Linked DNA regions of Homo sapiens: all the other regions are linked to region 1. Evidence: chromatin contacts called from ENCODE Hi-C or POLR2A ChIA-PET data. All regions are on one chromosome and are shown on one strand. The core of a region is the stretch at or near the end of the contact, and the rest is flanking DNA. Distances in the headings are between cores, read along the strand shown. Region 1 holds the start of AXIN2 (axin 2). Region 2 holds the start of RGS9 (regulator of G protein signaling 9). Region 3 has its middle 120 kb from the start of RGS9.

What was found. Hi-C counts contacts between places; a loop is a spot of excess contacts on that map. ChIA-PET counts read pairs that join two places held with the same protein, here RNA polymerase II (POLR2A). Pooled maps may share reads with other maps.
Region 2: a pooled map shows a loop between it and region 1 (3-fold over the local background). The contact joins the promoter of RGS9 here to the promoter of AXIN2 in region 1. A Hi-C loop is called at or near these places in 1 of 37 single-sample maps with no recorded cell type and 8 of 50 pooled maps. POLR2A ChIA-PET finds 5 or more read pairs at or near these places in 1 of 52 experiments (activated T-cell).
Region 3: a pooled map shows a loop between it and region 1 (4-fold over the local background). The contact joins the enhancer-like site here to the promoter of AXIN2 in region 1. A Hi-C loop is called at or near these places in 10 of 168 maps with a recorded cell type or tissue (A673, Caco-2, HCT116 and 7 more), 12 of 37 single-sample maps with no recorded cell type and 12 of 50 pooled maps.

Annotation. Positions count from the first base shown.
Region 1 is chr17:65,559,687-65,563,140 of GRCh38, reverse strand. It overlaps AXIN2 (axin 2), which reads left to right and starts at 1,493. Exons shown (of 11, transcript NM_004655.4): 1 at 1,493-1,691. RefSeq lists a silencer at 1,330-1,479.
Region 2 is chr17:65,135,751-65,139,204 of GRCh38, reverse strand. RGS9 (regulator of G protein signaling 9) reads right to left here and starts at 1,835. Exons shown (of 19, transcript NM_003835.4): 1 at 1,608-1,835. The coding sequence starts at 1,664. RefSeq lists a silencer at 1,646-2,145.
Region 3 is chr17:65,260,447-65,263,900 of GRCh38, reverse strand. No RefSeq gene overlaps it. Among named protein-coding and RNA genes, the nearest start is that of RGS9, 120 kb to the right of the region's middle. Within about 2 kb of position 1,505, at least 2 of the 41 ENCODE cell types and tissues checked have a DNase peak (open chromatin) inside an H3K27ac peak, as active enhancers do; they include A673 and endothelial cell of umbilical vein, where a contact is called at or near this core.

The DNA.
Region 1 (3,454 bases), core at 244-2,743:
CATGTTTTAAAGTTCTGAAGGCCTAATGACAGGCCATCTCGCATTTAAAAGGGCTCGTCATCCATTAAGTTGGAGAGTAAGAGCCTTGCACAGCTCTGAGGCCAGGACTCTGCCTTTCACTTCTTGGATCTCTTTGGTTCACACCTTTATGTGTGTGTGTGTGTGTGTTTTTTTTTTTTTTTTTTGAGGGAGTCTCGCTTTGTCACCCAGCCTGGCGTGCAGTGGTGCCATCTTGGCTCACTGCAACCCCCCCACCCCCGTCTCCTAGGTTCAAGCGATTCTCCTGCCTCAGCCTCCCGAGTAGCTGGGACTACAGGCACGTGCCACCACACCCGGCTGATTTTTGTATTTTTAGTAGAGACGGGGTTTCGCCATATTAGGCAGGCTGGTCTCGAACTCCTGACCTCAGATGATCCTCCAGCATGGGCCTCCCAAAATGCTGGGATTACAGGCATGAGCCACCGTCCCCGGCCCTTTGTTTTTTAAAAGGAAGAAAAGTTAATTATTCGCTCATAACATAAGGAATCATTCTATAGCAGCAGCAGAATAAATACACAATGCTCTGGGTTTGTGACATATTTTCTCATTTTAACGGAGAAGAGAAGGTTGTGTGTGCCTTATAAACGTTTTTGGGCAAATGTGGGAGAAATTCAAAGGTGACAATGGGGTGAGGAGTTTTCGATACATTAAAACGGCATGCATGCCTTGTCGTTTGGAGTGGGAAAAAAGATATTCCTATCGGTTTAATATGTAACATATGGCAGAAGAGGGGACTTTGGAAGAGTAACGGGTATGCAGTTGTTTGGGAGAGATGGCCAATGTGTGCCGCTACGAGGGTCTTATGGCCAGCAGGTTAGGAAGCTGGACCTAGGTCTTCAGGGCACTGAGGTATGCCTCCTAACTGGTGTTAGCACTCAGGCCTATACTGGCGGATTCACACCCCACTTTCACACATGCACAAACGCAATTCATCCACCAACTGCAGTCCTATATTTACCCGAACTCAGATGCACGTGCACAAGCGCGCACAGGCATGCACACGCCTCCAGCGGCTGGGCCCGAGTCCGCCCTATGACAGCGGGCCAGCCAACCCCAGGGCCGGAACTCCCTTTATAAAGTCCTCCAAGCCCAAATTCCCAGGGAAACTTGAATAGAGGTAGAAAAGCGTTTGATGATAGAAAAAAAAAAATCTGCTTGCTTGCAGTTCTTGCGATGGCCATAATGCTACCAGAAACTGTTGCATTCCAGAGCCGGGGAGAGCGAGGGCAGGCAGGGGGAGGAGGCGGGAGCAAAGAGGCCGGAGAACTTAAAAGAAGAAATCAGAACTCGGGCTGAGAATGCCCTCGGGGCCGCGGGGGGCTGGCAGGGGGCGGAGGAGAGGCCGGGGAAGGGTTAACGCGGGAGCGGAGCGTGCGGCGGGGGCGGGCCGGGGCGGGGCGGGGCGGGCGCGGGGCGCTGTCCCTTTAAGGCGGGCGGCGCGGGCCGGCCGAGCGCGGCTGTGATTGGCGCGGCGGGATCACTGGCTCCGCGAGCCTGGCCCGGGGGAGTCGGCTGGAGCCGGCTGCGCTTTGATAAGGTCCTGGCAACTCAGTAACAGCCCGAGAGCCGGGAAATAAAAATAACCCCTCAGAGCGATGGATTTCGGGGCCGCCCGGCGGCCGAGGCGCCCGCCGAAGGCCCTGCTGTAAAAGGTGGGGGTGGAAGCTCGGCCCCAGCGGAGCCGCTTCAAAGAAAGCCCCCCTCTTACAGGGGGCGAGGTCGCGCCGAGCCGCGGCGTGGGCGCGGGGGGCGGGAGGGGGCCCGGCCAGGCGGAGGCCGGGCCTGGAGGGGGGCGCGGGCGGGGCGGCCCTGCGGAGCGGTGGCGGGGCTGCGGGGGGCGGCCCGGGGCGCGGCCGGCGCGTACCTCCCTTTCAGGACCGTGCGCTCGGCTCGCGCCTTTGAAGTGCACAGTTAAATCCACAGCGCAGTTTTTGTTGGAAGCGCCCGGAGGACATTTGGTGCGCCGAGTGACTGCTGGAAACAGGACCTGCGTTGAAAGCCGGGCCGGGCGGGGGCGGAGGCCCGCTCGGATCTTTTGCATAAAAGGGGCGGCGGGGCGCGCCGTTCCCCCTCCCCGGCCGGTGGCTTTCGCTCTGAACCCGGGATTGTTGTTTCCCGCACCCCCTCCCCCGCCGCACGACTCCCCATGTTCCCCGACGCCGCGGCCGGCCCGGGGGGGCCCGGGGCTGCCGCCGCGAGCCGAGCCGGGGGCCGGGGCCGGGCCCCTGCCAGGGGCGCCTGCGAGGTCTCGCCGCCGAGCGCGCGCGGGGATCAATGGTGAGTGCCGAGGCCGAGGCGGCCGGGCGGACCGCGCGCTTTGATGTGCGGGGCGGCCCTTTGAAGTTGGCAGGCCGGCTATTTCGGGGCGCGCTAGGGGCCGGCGCGGAGGGGAGCGGCGGACCCGGCGCCCAGCGTTCCGGGGGGCTTGGCCGGGCAGCCTTGCGCGCCCTGCGCCGGAGCCCCCTCCCCAGCGCGGTGACCGGGTTGGCGGGGGGCCCAGAGAGGAGACTTATCCGAGTGGCGGCAGTGGCGGGGGCGGAGAGGGGGCAGATACCCCCCGGGGGTCGCGTCGCTGTCGCGGTTATGGATGTGAGTCGGCGTGTGAGTGCGCGCGGGAGTGCCTTTGGGAGGTGGGATGAAAGGGTAGCGGCGCCCCCCGCTTGCCCTCCCCCGCCCCCCGCCTCTCCTCCGCCCCATCCTCTCCTCCTACTTCTCTTCCCCCTCCCCTTTTCCCCTCCCTGCCGCGGGTCCGCGCTAAGGGGCCCACAGCGCTGGCGGAGGCTCAGTCTGCGCGCAGGACCGGCCCAAGTCCGGGGCGCCCGTGTCCCTCGCGTCCCTCCTCCCGGCCCGGGCCCCTCGCCCGTGGCCGCCCCGGCCCCTTTTGCGGAGAGGCAGAGACTCCGCGCGTCGCCATTTCTGGACTAGGCTGCTGCTTTCTGTGCTTTTTCTGCGGGCGCCTCTGCAAACGGCGGCGCCGGGGACCGACCCCCCGCCCGGGCTCGGGGCGCTGCTGGCGTGTCCCGGGGTTCCGGCCTCGAGGTGTGCCCGCCAGGGCTCTGGAGGCGTTCAGTTGCATTTGGGCCGGGGGACCGGGCCGGAGGGGCTCGGAGGACATGAGAGCCTGGCTTCGGCGGCCTTCGTCTTCCAGGTAACGGGGCCGCTCCACCTCCCACCGCCCGGGTAGCGCGGTGCCAACGGCAGCCCCACTTCTCCGTGGGCCGCGCCGCCCAGCCCCGCGGCTCGAGGCTCTGGTCGGGTTCAGCGTGCACCCATCCCAGATCCGGGGTCCCTGGCTTCTCGCCCGGGGTTGCACCCCGTTCAGCCCCTACCCTTCTTAGTTTGATCTTTTCCGTGCTAGGGAAAGCAGCTTGTTTATTGGTTAGATAAGACTTTTTTCTTTGGAAAAAAGACAGGC
Region 2 (3,454 bases), core at 586-3,085, 420 kb after region 1:
GAGAAGGCTGGGGAGGAGGAGGAGGATGGGGTAGAGGAAGGGGAAGACAGGGTGGAGGAAGAGGACCTGGGGTGGAGGAGGGAAAGGTGGGGTGGAGGGGGGAGAGCTGGGGTGGAGGAGGGGAGCTGGAATGGAGGAGGGAGAGGTTAGGGTGGAGGAAGGGAGACTAAGGTGGAGGAGGGAGAGTTTGGGTGGAGGAGGGGATGCTGGGGTGGAGGAGGGGATGCTGGGGTGGAGGAGGGGTGGCTGGGGAGGAGGAGGGAAGCCTGGGGTGGAGGAGAGAAACTAGAGACCAAGACACTAGTCAGAAGACCAAGGTAAGGAGAGGAGAATCTACCAGAGAAGAGTCATGATGGAAAAGAATGCCAGAGATTCAATAAACAAACTGAATTTATCTCTTGACAATTACCCTCTGAGCCCCCAAGCCAGAGCTGTCCTGCCTGGGAGGAGACAGTCCTAGGATAAATCCTGGAAGATGATGTGTGGCTTTGAGATAGCCGACTTAGGCAGTTTCTTCTGCTTTTAGTAACTGGTATCTGCAATACAGGCTCTCAGGGTTCTTTCTGAGTGAGACAACATTCAGCCTGTCTGCTTTACAGATGATACCCACACCTCTGCTACCCGGAAGATGAGCACGAGCATCTTGAAACAGGTGGACCAAATGCGACCGTCTCGGGGTCCCCAGGACTGTCCAGGTTTTAGCATTGAAAGTCCTGGGCAAATCAGGACAGCGGTCACTGACTATACAAATTTGCTGAGCTCCAGGGGCTCAGGGAGAGCTCAGCTTGTCACAAAACATTCAACTAATTCTACTCAACAAGATAAGCCTAAGAAGATGGACACTACGCTGTGAAAAGTGGCTACGGGTGGGAGGAAGGACAAAGATGTGACCCGGGACCTAATCCTCTGTAGATCTCATCGGACAGTGATTATACCAGAAGCTCAGAACTAAATGAACCACTTTGTCCCCAAACACATCACCCCACAGGTGCATTCCACCTCCCACATGTCCATCCTGTGTGCACACCCTGTGCCCGGTCACTTTGTCTGGGAAAGCATTCGCAAGGGAAGCGAAAAGGTTGGGACTTCTGCCGCCAGCGCAGACAGCAGGAGATGCACAGATAGACACACTCAAATGAGGGCTCTCAGGGCATTGTAAATGGGGTGGCCCTTTATCCTACAAATCACCCCGTTTTCATGGTCTATGTGTACACACACACACACTTTAAAATAGTGCAGTTTGGGATCAGAAAAAAAAGGCAAAAATGGCAATGTCACATCTGGTCGTCTTACAACAATATCAGCAGGCTGTCTCAAATCTGCCACAGCCTGAACTGAACCTGCCTCTCCCGAGTAACAGGTTGTTTTCACCTCCCGCAGACCATCAGCGCTGGCTTCAGATTCTCCACTACAGGCAGGGCACACGAAAACCTAATTATTATAGCCATCAATATCGACACACACAGCAAAGAAGTCACTTAATAAAATCGAGCAGCACAAATCGACCCAAAGGGGTGCTCTCCACTCCTGCCCCTCTTGTCCTCGGACGCTTCGCAGATGCGGTCCCCCGCCCTCCTCCCAGGGTCCAGGTGAGGGGCCAGGGTTACCTTTTGGAGAAATGCCATCCTCGGCCTGTACTGCTGGCCTTGGTGTCGGATTGTCATCCTGGCCCCTGGATGGATTCACAGCCAGAGCACCAGTGGGAGACAAGAGGAGAAGCCCCCCAAGTTCGAAAGGCAGCCTGGCTCGCCCCAGCCCTGGGCGTCGACGGGGAGGCGGCTGGGCGGGGAGGGCGCGGGCCGGGCCCCCCTGACTCTCACTAGGCGCCGCTGACTTGGAAAGCAGCTGGAATCCGCGCCAGCCAATCCGCGAGCGGCGCCGCGGGCTCATTAGCATGCGCTGCGCGGGCGCCCACCTGCCGCCAGGGGGCGCTATCCGGCCCCCGCCGGGACCCCGCGGAGCAGCAGGTGAGACCCGCAGGGCAGGGCCCCGGGAGGAGAAGGAGGAGGAGGACCTGGCGGGAGGAGGAGGAGGACCTAGCGGGAGGAGGAGGAGGACCTGTCGAGAGCAGCGAGCCTTTTAACTTGGGGCGGAGTTATGCACAGAAGTGACACAAAGAGCCCTCACTAATACAGCGCGGTGGAAAATACGGACTTTCCCATCCCAGCTCTGCCACTAACCAGCCGGCAGCCTTGGGCAAGTTCCTTACAATCTCTAAGAATCAATGTCCTTCACTCAAAAGTAAAAATTGAAAAATGGGATCATAATATCGACCAGAAAAGGTTGCTATACCATTTTAATGAGGAGATGTGTAACACAGTGCTTGGCCCTCAATAAATGCTTAGAAAAAAAAATTAGAGGTGGCGATTTAATGACCCAATAGCAGAGGAATTGCTAAGATGTGGGTTTAAAAAGAGAGAGCAAAGAAGTGAAGAAGGAAGAGAGGAAGGTTGTAGTCCTCACCGGGCTAGCTGTCTGGATGAAGCGAATTATATTTTACTTCTCTGATTCTTAGTGTTTCGGTTAGTTGGTTGTTGGGTTTGTTGTTGTTTAACTTTTTTTTTGAGACAGGGTCTTGCTCTGTCACCCAGGCTGGAGTGCAGTGGCGTAATCATGGCTCATTGCAGCTACAACCTCCCAGGCTCAAACAATCCTCCCACCTCAGCCTCCCCAGTAGCTGGGGCTACAGGCACGTGCCACCACACCCCGCTAATTTTTACAAAAATTGTTTGTGGAGAGGGAGTTTCACAAACTCCTGGGCTCAATCGATCTACCCACCTCGGCCTCCCAAAGTGCTGGAATTACAGGAGTGAGCCACTGCAGCTGGCTGGTTTGCTTGTTTTAATAGACTTTATTTCTTAGAGCAGTTTTAGGTTCACAGCACAATTGAGCGGAAGGTATAGGGACACGTCATATATCCCCTCTCCCCACGCACGCACAGCGTCCCCCATGATCAACATCCTCCACTGGAGTGGCCCATTTGTTACAATTGATGAACCTACCTTGACAGCTCATTATGTTAGCGTTTTCATCTTGAGAAAAATGCAAGGATGAAGCCTCTAAGTTATTATCAAGAGCCTTTCTGCTTTGTTATATAAAGCACTTTCTCTTAAACATACTCGATGGTTATTGAGTGTAGCAGATAAAATGTTTAAGTTGGAAGAAAACAAGAAGGCCTTTACCTTAGGAAGGCACAGTCAACCAATGTCCCTTTAAAGCAGTGGTTCTTGGCTGGGTGTGATGGCTCACGCCTATAATTCCAGCACTTTGGGAGGCCCAAGCGGGTGAATCACTTGAAGTCAGGAGTTCAAGACCAGCCTGGCCAACATGGCAAAACCCTATCTCTATTAAAAATACAGAAATCAATCAGCATGGTGGAGCAACCTGTAATCCCAGCTACTCAGGAGGCTGAGGCACAAGAATCACTTGAACCCAGAGGCTGCAGTGAGCCAAG
Region 3 (3,454 bases), core at 256-2,755, 300 kb after region 1:
GCACTGCTCAGCACCTGGGCTCTCTTGCAGTCTCTAACCCCATCCCCAGATGCCTTGGCTAATTTTGCGTATAGCAGAAAAAGTTCCCCAGATGGACAATAGAGAGAGCTGGAAAGGGCATAGGATTTGAATTCAGATAGACCTGGACTATTACCACATTTCTGCCACTTTGGGTAAGCTGCTTGACTTCTCCGAGCCTCAAATTTCCTATCTGTAAAATGCAAGAATGATAGTACCTACCCCATAGGGGAGTTGGGAGGAATGAATGGGGTAATATGAAGTGGCCAGCCCCATGCTTGACATATTAAGCTTCCTTAATAAATATAAGCTGGTATTGTTGTTGTTCTTCTTCTTGTTGTTGGAGGAGAAGGAGGAGAAAGATTTTTTTTTAATAATTTCAACCTTTGTTTTAGATTCAGAGCATGTGCTAATTTGTTACATGGTTATATTGTGTGATGCAGAGGTTAGTGAGCATAGTCCACAATAGGTAGTTTTTCAGCTCTTTTTTCCCTCCCTCTCTCCCCCATCTAGTGGTTCCCAGTGTCTATTGTTCCTATTTTATGTCCATATGTACCCAATGCTTAACTCCCACTTACAAGTGAGAACATGTGGTATTTGGTTTTCTGTTCCCGTGTTAATTCACTTAGGATAATGGCCTCCAGCTGCATCCATGTTGCTGCAAAGGACATGATTTCATTCTTTTTTATGGCTACATAGTATTCTGTGGTGTGTATGTACCACATTTTCTTTACCCAATCCACTGCTGATGGGCATCTGGGTTGACTCCATGTCTTTGCTGTGATGAATAGTGCTGTGATGAACATATGAGTGTGCGTGTCTTTCTGGTAAAACGATTTATTTTCCTTTGGGTATATATCCAGTAATGGGATTGCTGAGTTGAATGGTAGTTCTGTTTTAAGTTCTCTGAGAAATCTCCAAACTGTTTTCCACAGTAGCTGAATGCATTTACATTCCCAACTGTGTATGAGTATTCCCTTTAAGAGAAAGATTTTAAATATAACTTTTTCCTAAGCTGTTGCTGCTATTAATGCATAACATACTGCTATTATTGGTCTACATATAATTTGAATTTTTGGAAACTTTAGCTGTGCTATCCACTTTGGAAAAATATTCCAGTTTACCATGTTGAGGTGGCATTGTACAGAAATTAACAACCATATTGCTCTAGAAAAGTTAAACTTATTTTTTTTCCATTTGTACAAGGGTAACACACTGTATTAAATATGTAAAGTCTTATCTACATGAGTTTGATCACAGAAACTAATAAAGTACTCTCTAAATTTTTTGAAAAAACTTTTTTCTGACTTCAAAATTAATGTTTTACTGAAAAAAAAAAAACACGAAACACACAGGAAAGCACCAAGAAGGAAATACAAATCACTCAGTGATAACCACTGAATCATCATTTTGTGGTATTTCCTTTTACTCTTTTCCTGTTCACAAGCAGTGGGTGTAAATCCCCATCCAAAGCTTTATGTAGGCAAGAAATAGATCTTTATTTCCTCTAGCTCAGCTTGATTTCTGTTGTGATTCTTGATTCCTGCAGGCAGAAATTCAAAATCTCCAGTTCAATCTCCCCTCTTGGAATAGGATTGGGAGAAAATGGGGGGCAAGGGGATGTGGTCCATGGATGGATGCTAGATCCCAGGACCAGGTCGTCTCGCCTTGCTTCCAGCTCCTCCCCCTCTTCTTACTCCTCCAACTTTTCCACTGCCTACTATTTTATTTCCCTTCCCTGAGGCAAACAGCACCAAAGAGCTGAACTTTAATACAGAGGATGGGGGTAGGGAGGAGGTTCCACAAAGGGTAAAAGGAAATGTGGACACAAAAATATCCCTTAATATTTAAAACATATTGTCTACACACACACACACACACACACACACACATACACACACATACACACACACACGCACGCACCGGTATAATGCAGCTTTGTGGCCTAATTTTTCCACTTAGCAGTGTATTGTGGACTCACCTCTGTATTATTATAGCATTTTTATGGTCTACGCATTATGCCATTCTACAGAGGTAAGTAATTTACCTCTCTGCACCCAGTGTTGGAGAAATGGATTCTTTCCAAATCTTTATTACTGTAAATTATATTGCAATGAATATCCCCTGAACATGCCACTGTCAAGCCCTGCATTCGAAGGCAAGAGTAATTCTCTCTCTAAACCTCACAGAATGGTTGAAAGGATTAAATGAGACAGTATCTGTAAAGTGCTCTGCAAATACACGCTCAACAGAGGATGATGACGGTGGTTATGTTGATGATGACAACAACAAAACTTCTCACAAATTCGTGATATAATCCTCAGGATAAAGACCTAAACACAAAGCGGCTAGATTAAACGACAAGAACATTTTCTACAGTCTTCTGGTAAATCACTGGATTGACCCTCCATAGTGACCTGCCCAAAGCCCCTATGACAGGATGATGCCTCCGTCTCCCAGCTGCTGTCAGTGTTGATGCAAAAGCCACCTGGCTGCTACCCGGAGAACTGCCCTTGGCCTGTTGCAGGAGCCACTGAGGCAGGAAGTGTCTGGAATGTCAGCCTACTACCCTGAGGCAGCTGCAGCTAACAGGTGACTGATACAGGGTACAAAGGCCAGAAGTGGGGACCACCTTGTGTTGCCTTTCATACTTTCCAGCTCCCCCTGGGAACAGGCTAAGATGAGACTTCAGCTGAGCCACATCTTCTCTTCTTCCTCTTCCCTACCCTGTTTCCATCGCTTCCTTAAAGGATTTTCTTCCAAGAGCCTCCCTCCATAAATCACTTGTATGAGAATCCCTGCTTCTAGCGAATCCATTCTAAGAATGCTTCCAAGAGCAGTGTGTGAGGATGGTCAGGAAGAAGCCTTATGTGCTTTATGCAGTGTCACTCTTTAAAACTGGTGGAATGGAGTTTCGATCTCAGAAAACCCCTGTTCAAATGGTTGCATCTCCACCTCTTCCAGCAAGCCAGTGGAGTCTCAGAGGCAAAATACAGACAAGCCAATGCTGAGGGGTGGGAGATGTGGAGCTCTACTGCTCTTCACAAAGAGAGGTCGTGGAAGGCACCAAAACAGAACCCCTGGAGGCTAAGGGAGGCCAGGGGTGGGGTGGCAAGAGGGGTGGTCAAGCTGAAAGTGAACATAAAGGTAGTTAAGGACAAAGTTCAGAATGGGGCCAAGGTGGAAAGGGAACAGTCTGTGACCTGGTTCATGTACATCCACTTAACAAGGACACTCACTGATGAGCTAGCCACCTGATGCTTATTACATTGTTGAAAAAAATAATAATAAAACACCTGGTACTGCCTTTGGGTTGATAAGCCAATATCTTTAATCTTTCTCTTTCTTTCTCTTTTTTTTTTCCTTGATGACTGAAGTGCCCTCTCTGTGCGGCCTTCTGCTCAATCCACACTGGTAATAGTGACAAGACTTTGAT